Regions from separate parts of the Homo sapiens genome. Here all the other regions are linked to region 3. Evidence: chromatin loops called from intact Hi-C (ENCODE). Cell type or tissue: chondrocyte. All regions are shown on one strand. Region 1 has its middle 70 kb from the start of SERPIND1. Region 2 overlaps MED15 (mediator complex subunit 15). Region 3 overlaps LOC107985588 (a long non-coding RNA gene).

Region 1 (2,500 bases), 260 kb before region 3:
AATATAGTAGAAATAATTTCAAATCACAATACTTGAAAAAAGCAGCTTGTCAAATTGGCAAAGAAAAAAGTGTCAAATGCTATGTACAAGTTTCTGGCAATATGGCAAATTATGTATCCTGAAAAACTAAAAATGCTGTTTACAATACTGGGGAGTGGATCTAAATCCATGAGCTGTAAGAAAGGAAGGAATCTTTGGAGGCTGAAAAGCCAGTCAAGCTCCTACATGACATGGGAGACAGACGACGAACCCACGAGCTTCATCCCTTGAGGAGTTTATTAGGCGACCTTGGTCTACACTCTCAGGAGAGGAGTGCACCAGAAATAAAGCCGGTGCCCTGGAGTCCACCTGGAGCCAGGCGCGGGGCGCTGCACTTAGGTTGGCAGCAGCCCGTTAGCGCGCAGCTCCAGCAGCGGGGACAGCGTGTAGCGCAGGCGGCGCAGCGTCGTCTCCGAGGTGAGGCTCCAGAGCCACGCGGAGACGGCGCCGGGGTCCAACAGCACCGTCCAGAGCAGCGACAGCCCCAGGAAGAGGAGCGGCAGCGTCAGCAGCGCCTGCAGGGCGAAAGGCGGGCAGGTGGGCGGCGGCTCGGGCGGGCACGTGGGGGACCGCGGCCGCGCCCACCGCCCTGCTCACCTGATGGCCAGCGCGCGAGGACCGCCGAACAGCCGCGTCTCCTGCGGGGAGAGAGGGCCGCATCCAGCTACCTCCGCGCCCGCGGCGCCGGCCCGGTTTCCAGGAGGAGGGGGAGGCGGTACCGCGGGGGGGATGGGGAGGGGTGTCCCGCTCCAGCCCACCCCGCCCGGACCCGCGCAGGCGCTCACTCGGTCCGCCCTGGCCATCTCCTCCATGAGCGACTCGGTGCTGTACTGCACTCTGCGAAGCTGCCCGTCACACCTGCGGGGACAGGCATGCAGGTGGGAGCCCAGCCCGGCCCGGCCCCACAGTGCCCCGCCGCGCCCGCAAGCCCAACTCCCTTACAGTTCCCGGCCACTCTGCCAGGCGTCCAGCTCCTCCGCAGCCTCCATCACCTTCACCTGCACCTCCTGGAGCGGGTGAGAGTGCGGACTGAGGCCTCGGGGAGGCGTCCTGGCGGTGGGTTGGGAGACTTACCGCCCCAGGTCTGGGGGAGGAGAGGCGGGAGGCACCTTGGCGTCTGAGTGGGGCCGCACCTGCAGGACTACGGTCTGCTCCTGGAATATGGCCCAGGCCTCCGCTGTCTGCAGCGCGTCCTGGGTGTGGACACCCGGGTTAGACTCGGCGGGGGCGGGGCGACAGGCCCTTCCCCATCCACACTCGAAAGCCTACCCTCCTCCAACAGAACCCGCTTCTGCCCTCACCTGCTGCAGCTTCTCCTCCTGCAAGGCGCATTTGGTCTCCGCCAGCTCCAGTTCATTCTTGAGAAGGACCCAGGGAATGTCAGGAGGTCCGCAGGCCGGCAACCCGCTGCGCCTCCGGGCCCCGCCCCCGGCCCTCAGTGCCCGCCCCCAGGCGATCATGACCCCGCCCACGTCCTCAGGACCAGTCGTAAGCAACGCCCCAGCTGGTCATGGCCCCGCCCCCTCCGCGCTCCGCCCGTATCTAGCCCTCAGGGCCCCGCCCCCAGGCGATTATGCCCCGCCCACATCCCCGCCCCGCCCACGCCTTCAGGGCCTGCCTTAAGCCACACCCCCAGGTGGTCACGGCCCCGCTCACGCTGCTGCTCCGCCCCTACTAAAGACCTCAGGGTCCCGCTCAAGCACCTGCAGCGTCACCAATTGGGCTGCGAGTTGCTGCTCCGTGCTCTTCTGGCTCTGCAGTTCCCCTCCGTAGTAGAAGAGCTAGGGGCGGGGCTCGTAAGGACGGGGTTTACCGGGCTTCTGGAGGAACGAGTGTCAGGGGAGACAGGGACGGGGAGGCAATGAGAGCGAGGGCAAGGGCAGGACTTCCGAGAGGAACCAAGAGACAGGCCCTCCCATCTCCTGCACGTACCTGACTCGACAGCTCCTCCCACTGCCCTGCAGCTGCCTGCTGTGCTGCTCCTGCGGACAGGGTCCTGGGGCGGTGCCGGCCTCACCGCCGGTCCTACCTCACCCCACCCCCGGATCCTGCCCCCTTCCGCCCGCCCTGCCCCACCCCACCCTGGGTCCAGCCCCATTCCAGGACTCTTCCTCACCAAGTCCTCCTTGTGGCGCTCCGCCTCCTCCAGTCTTCTGCGCACCCGCTGCGCGCGCTCCCGCGCCGCCTCGCGCACCTCCCCTTGCAGAAGCAGCGCTTCCTGGCTTCGCCTCCGCAGCAGCCTGCAGAGGGAAACTGAGGTTGGCGCTACAAGGCGGACTGGGTCGCTCAGGATCCCGCAGTCGCCAGGAAGGACCAGCCGCAGGCTCATGATTGAGGACTGGGAAGTCCTGGCCGAGTCCCCCACCTGGGTCCGCTGGGTGGATCACCCGTTCCCAAGGGCCTAGAGCAGAGATGCGGGCCCGGGCGGATCAGCCTGGTACTCTGCGAAGCACCTCGCGGC
Region 2 (2,500 bases), 130 kb before region 3:
TCTGAAGCCTCTGCAACGATGCTTGCTTTGCCCCTATAGGTCAGTGGCATGAGCCTCACGGTGACGGTCAAGGTCTGCTTGTCAGCAGGAGAAGGAAAAGTGTGGCTGCAGATGCACTGTCAGCTCTGGGAGAGGGGTGCCAAGATCCAGAGAAGCCCAGCTAGCTGAGGCCTGAAGGGGTGGGAGGGTGGTGGGGCCCTTTGGGGCTTTCCTCTCCCAACCAAGACCTGCTGTGAGGGCAGATGTTTAACACGTCTAGACTCTCTATGGAAACCATGGGAAGCTGAACAACTTCTGAGAAGCAGTGCTGCTAACATGACATCACCATCACCTCATGCAACACCAGCTGGAGGTCGACTAACACTGAGCCCAGAACCCAAGACACAGAGGTAAACAGGAGGCACATGTGTCCTCAGCCAAAATGGCCCACAATGGCTCAAGTAGTCCCAAGCCTCAGAGTGTTCGTCTCACTTCTTGCTTCAGCTCACTCTTGTTTGAATCCCTCGCAGCCCCTGAACTACACAGGAGGCCCACCGCCAGATGCCCAAGCCCAAATGGAAGGGCTCGATCACAGAACCTTCCTAGTGAGTCAGGGCCTGTTTCTCCTGCCTGTCCCAGACTTTTGTTTTCCTTTTTTATTTTTATTTTTTTTGAGACGGAGTCTCACTGCTGCCCAGGCTGGAGCGCAGCGGCGCGATCTCGGCTCACTGCAACCTCCGCCTCCCAGGTTCTAGCGATTCTCCTGCCTCAGCCTCTCAAATAGCTGGGATTATAGGTGTACGCCACCATGTCCAGCTAATTTTTTGTATTTTTAGTAGAGATGGGGTTTCACCATGCTGGCCAGGCTGGTCTTGAACTCCTGATGATCCGCCTGCCTTGGCCTCCCAAAGTGCTGGGATTACAGGCATGAGCCACTGGGCCCGGCCTTGTCCCAGACTTTTTGAGAAGCCCATGGAAAAGGGCAGGCACACGTGTCAAGAGAACCCTCGGCTGGCTCCGGGCACTGCACCCAGCATTGTGGCTGATGCCAGCCCAGGGCTCACGCTGCAGGAGGGAGGCCAAGAGCAGGAACAGGGGACCTGGTACCTGTTGCTGATTTTGATGATGCAATTTAATTAGATGCTGCTGCTGCTGCTGCTGCTGCTGGAGCTGCTGCTGCTGCTGCACTACTGCTTGGAACTGCTGCTGCATGGCACTCTGCTGAGCCTGGAACTGCTGCTGTTGCTGCTGCTGCTGCTGCTGCTGTAGCGCCGCCTGCTGCTGCTGCTGGAACTGCTGCTGTTGCTGCTGCTGCTGCAGCGCCACCTGCTGGAGCTGCAGCTGGGCTGAGAAAAGACCAGAGTCGCCAGTCAGTCCACAGGGCAGATTCCCAGAAACGCTGCAGGGCTGCACAGCAAGGGACAAAACAGCCAGCAAAAGCCCCACTGCCACGGCTGCCGCTGGAATCTGAACGTTCCATTTACCACAGACAGAAAGATAGAATACGAAGTAGCATTTGTGTTGATTTTGGGATTTCCTATCATGAGTTACTCTATAATAACCAAAGACAAAAGAAAAGGGACAACTAAGTCTTTTGGATAAATAAGAAGCCTAGACTCTGGCAATCAGTAATCTCCTCTCTGTCTCTATGGATTGGCCACTTCCGGACTCTTTGTACGAATGGCATCGAACATGTGCTCTTTTGTGACTAGCTTCTTTAGCATAATATTTACGAGTTCGCCCATGTCGTGGCATGTTATCAGTTTTTCTGTGTTATTTTTATCGCCAAATAATATTCTACTACACCGATTTCCTGTGATGAACATTTGCGCTGCTTCTACTTTGTGGCTATTATGAAAACTGCTTATATGAACAGTCAATTACAAGATTTTCTGAGGTGAGGTTTCTTTTGGGGTGAACATAAAAATGTTCTAAAATTGTGCTGATGGCTGCACAACTCTGTGGATTACACTAAAACCTACCGAGTGGAGCACTTCAGATGGGTGAATTGTATGCTAATGAGAATTATGTCTCAATAAAGCTGTATTAAAGAAATATAGAGAGATCCTTTGTATACTTTGCCCAGTTTCCTCCAATGGTAACATTCTACAAACTTACAAGGTATCACAACCACGATGTGTGCTCACTTGTGTGGGTGTGTGTACTAAGTTCTGGACAATTTAACCACCTGGGTGGGTTCAGTCACCACCAGTCAATACACTACACAGTCCCCACACCACAAGGATCCCTCGTGTTGCCACCTCTCTCAGCAACCCTGACCCGCAAACTCTGGCAACCACTGCAGCATCCTCCATTTCTAAAATTTTGTCATTTCAAAATTATACATAATATTTCAAAAATGGAACCATACAGTATGAACCTTTTTGGGATCGGCTTTTTACATTCAGCATACAGGTTGTAGTTCTAGCAACAGTACTGCCAGGGTATTCCATGGTACAAGCACCTCACAGTGTGTTTAACCGTCTACATGAAGGACATTTGGGTAACTGTAGATTTGGGC
Region 3 (2,500 bases):
AGGCCCCATCCTTTCCCAGTTGACTGGGCAGAGCATGGGGACAGCCATGTGTTCCTGCTGGCATCCTGTCCCGGAAGAGAAGGGGGCAGTGTGTGCTCCTTGATGGGAGGAGAGGGGATGGGGACGGGGGACTATCAGTCACTCTGGGCTCTCCTAAATGGATACCCCAAGGATTCTTGAGGGTAGAGACAAAGCCCTCAGAGTTGGCCTGTGCCCCCAGGGCTGTGGTATGTGGGTGTGTGTGTAACCTGAAGACCTTCCTCACTGTCCTGGGCCCTGAGTACCCCTGAGGAAACATGACATTGCCTTGGGGTGGCAGACCCAGTGTTGAGCCCTAGTGGGGCGGGATGGCTATACACTCCAGTGTCATCTCCCTTTCTCCTGAGGGTGAGGCGCAAGAGCATGGGTTCAGAGTAGGAACCCCACTCTGTGGGTCTCAGACCCAGCACTTCCTGTGTCTCTGCTACCACCTGGCAGGCCAGGGCAATAGCTCCTGCAGACCTCAGAGGTTTCTGGAAAGGAGGAGCACCAGACATGCCCCACCACTCTCCAGTGCGTCCTGACAACATGCTGGCTGGCAACATCTCACCTGAGCCACCAGCCACAGCCACAGGTTTGCAGGAGGCCTCTGGTCTGCAGGGGCAGGAAGGGCTCACTGAGGTCCTGCACAGCCTGGGGAGGGGTGGAGAGTGCCTTGGAGTTGGGCGCAGCCTGGCCCTGCCACTGTCAGCCTTGGGGCTAAGCTGGGTTTCTAAGGGTTACACCTGATACCCCGGAGCTGAGGCAGCCCAACTTGTGCTCTCCAGTGTGGCTAGGCTCTTGGTCCCTGCTTTCATGCAAAACCCTCCTCAGCCTTCAAAGTCCACTTCCTTCTGGCAGCCATCCTGGCCAAAACCAGCAGGCCAGGGCTCCGGGCTCCAGCAGTTTGCCTGCGTGGTGGTCAATTGTCTGTGGGTTCCTTCTACATCCTAGTGCCATGTGGATGATCCTTCATTCCTCCCATACTTCTCAGTCTTCCCCTAGGGGTGCAGTGGTGGTTGGGAGAAATGAGGGCTCTGCCCATGACACCCAAAGTTGCCATCTACTGCAAGGGATGTATGTACCGGGTCGTGAGGTGAGACTGGGGATGGTCCTCATCCTGAGAGCAGTGGTGGATAGCCACATGTGAGATTAAAAAGACTACTCTGGGTGGCAGACAGGGGTGGGCAGAGATCTAAGACATTTAGGAGGTCCTGGGGGATTGGGGGGCACCATCCAGGTGGTGCCCTCCCTGGACAGGTCTGGGGGAAGGAGAAAGGTGATGGAATTTGATATGCCTATTCATGACCTCCATCCAGCTGAGGTGAGTGTCCCCTCCAGCCCAGGGGGTCAGTGCCTCTAAAGCCAGGAGCTGGGCTGGGACAGACCTTGCAGCCACTGGGACCTCTGCTGGCCTCTATTGGGAGCCGCAATCCGGATCCTCCGTGGGAGGGGCCCCAGCACTGGGAGGGCATTGCTGAGGTCAGGGCTGTGCCCAGGCTGAGCTGCCCAGAAGTGGTTGGCCTGTTTATTTGTCCCCAGGTAGTTGCATTCGTGTCCACACTAGTTCCACTTCTCTTTCAGCCCACCCCACCTCCCTCCTGCACCAGCATGGCTGAGTGAGGGGCCTGCTCCTCCCCATCCCACTCTCTGCCTGTGCCAGCCTGGTGATGCCCATGGCCTTGGGCCTTTCAGTGGCTCCTCCTCCAAGCCCCCTCCTCCAGCCCCACCCTTCGGGGCTATCTGGCCACACCTGGACAGAGTCTGCCTGCCCTCCCTCAGTGAGCCTGTGGGCCGCATGTGGCCTGCTCCCCAAAGAACGGAGGTGCCCGCTCCCTGCTTAGGCCTTCTGCCAGCTCTCAAGTCCCCAAAAGACAAACATCCTCACTAGGACCTGGCTACACACGGGACATTTGTGCTCCCTGCCCAACTTCCAGAGTCGGTCTGCCCCAGTTGCCCCCCGGGGACCCGCACCCTGCTGCCTCCCAGTCCAAGTCCAGCTTCCCCGCTGGCTCCCTAGGGCCTGTCCCTCTGTCTTGCTCCCTTCCCACACCTTCCTTCTGCTCTGTGCTGTTACCCACCTTACCTGATGCAGGAGTTCCCACTCTCTAGCCCCAGCCTCTCCTGGAAATCCGACAGCCAGCAGAATCCACCGCCCAGGCTCCCCCAGCCCCCTTCACTCCTCAACTAGGACTGCAGGGTTTCCATCCCGGGGGTCTCCTTCTGTCTTTACCTCTACTTCCTACCGCAGTCCACAGCCTGGCCATTCTACTTCCTCTGTATCTCTCCCATCCGTCCCTACGGAGACCCCTTCCCCCAGGCCTCTGGTCCGGACCGAGTCTACCACAGGCCTCAAGCATCCTGCTCGGTCCGCCCCTTGCGAGCTCTGAGTGCGCAGGAGTGCGCAGGGGGAGCTGACCGCACACCCCAGCACTACAAGGACTTCGCGGTGGGGTGCTGTGGAGTTGGCTTTCGGCCTCGA

Evidence for each region. A loop is a pair of places that touch in the nucleus more often than their neighbours do. Peaks named below come from ENCODE experiments on the same cell type or tissue, not always from the same donor. Only the 100,000 strongest peaks of a DNase experiment are listed, where the experiment ranks them.
Region 1: it touches region 3 in a loop (4-fold over the local background); 6 of 110 quality-filtered maps call a loop at or near these places.
Region 2: it touches region 3 in a loop (2.7-fold over the local background); 14 of 110 quality-filtered maps call a loop at or near these places.

What each region holds. Positions count from the first base shown.
Region 1 is chr22:20,702,365-20,704,864 of GRCh38, reverse strand. It overlaps the pseudogene TMEM191A. Among named protein-coding and RNA genes, the nearest start is that of SERPIND1, 70 kb to the left of the region's middle. RefSeq lists silencers at 1,197-1,346, 2,077-2,146 and enhancers at 1,066-1,638, 1,737-1,846. In chondrocyte, CTCF peaks have their summits at 994 and 1,247; a DNase peak (open chromatin) is centred at 1,560.
Region 2 is chr22:20,563,275-20,565,774 of GRCh38, reverse strand. MED15 (mediator complex subunit 15) reads right to left here. Exons shown (of 18, transcript NM_001003891.3): 6 at 1,087-1,325. Among named protein-coding and RNA genes, the nearest start is that of MED15, 57 kb to the right of the region's middle. RefSeq lists an enhancer at 1,148-1,197. In chondrocyte, CTCF peaks have their summits at 1,058 and 1,275 (motif pointing left); DNase peaks (open chromatin) are centred at 74, 1,084 and 1,284.
Region 3 is chr22:20,438,263-20,440,762 of GRCh38, reverse strand. LOC107985588 (a long non-coding RNA gene) reads right to left here. Exons shown (of 2, transcript XR_001755623.2): 1 at 2,252-2,500. Among named protein-coding and RNA genes, the nearest start is that of SCARF2, 1.7 kb to the right of the region's middle. In chondrocyte, CTCF peaks have their summits at 1,199 and 1,401 (motif pointing left); DNase peaks (open chromatin) are centred at 592, 1,702, 1,742, 2,012 and 1 weaker place.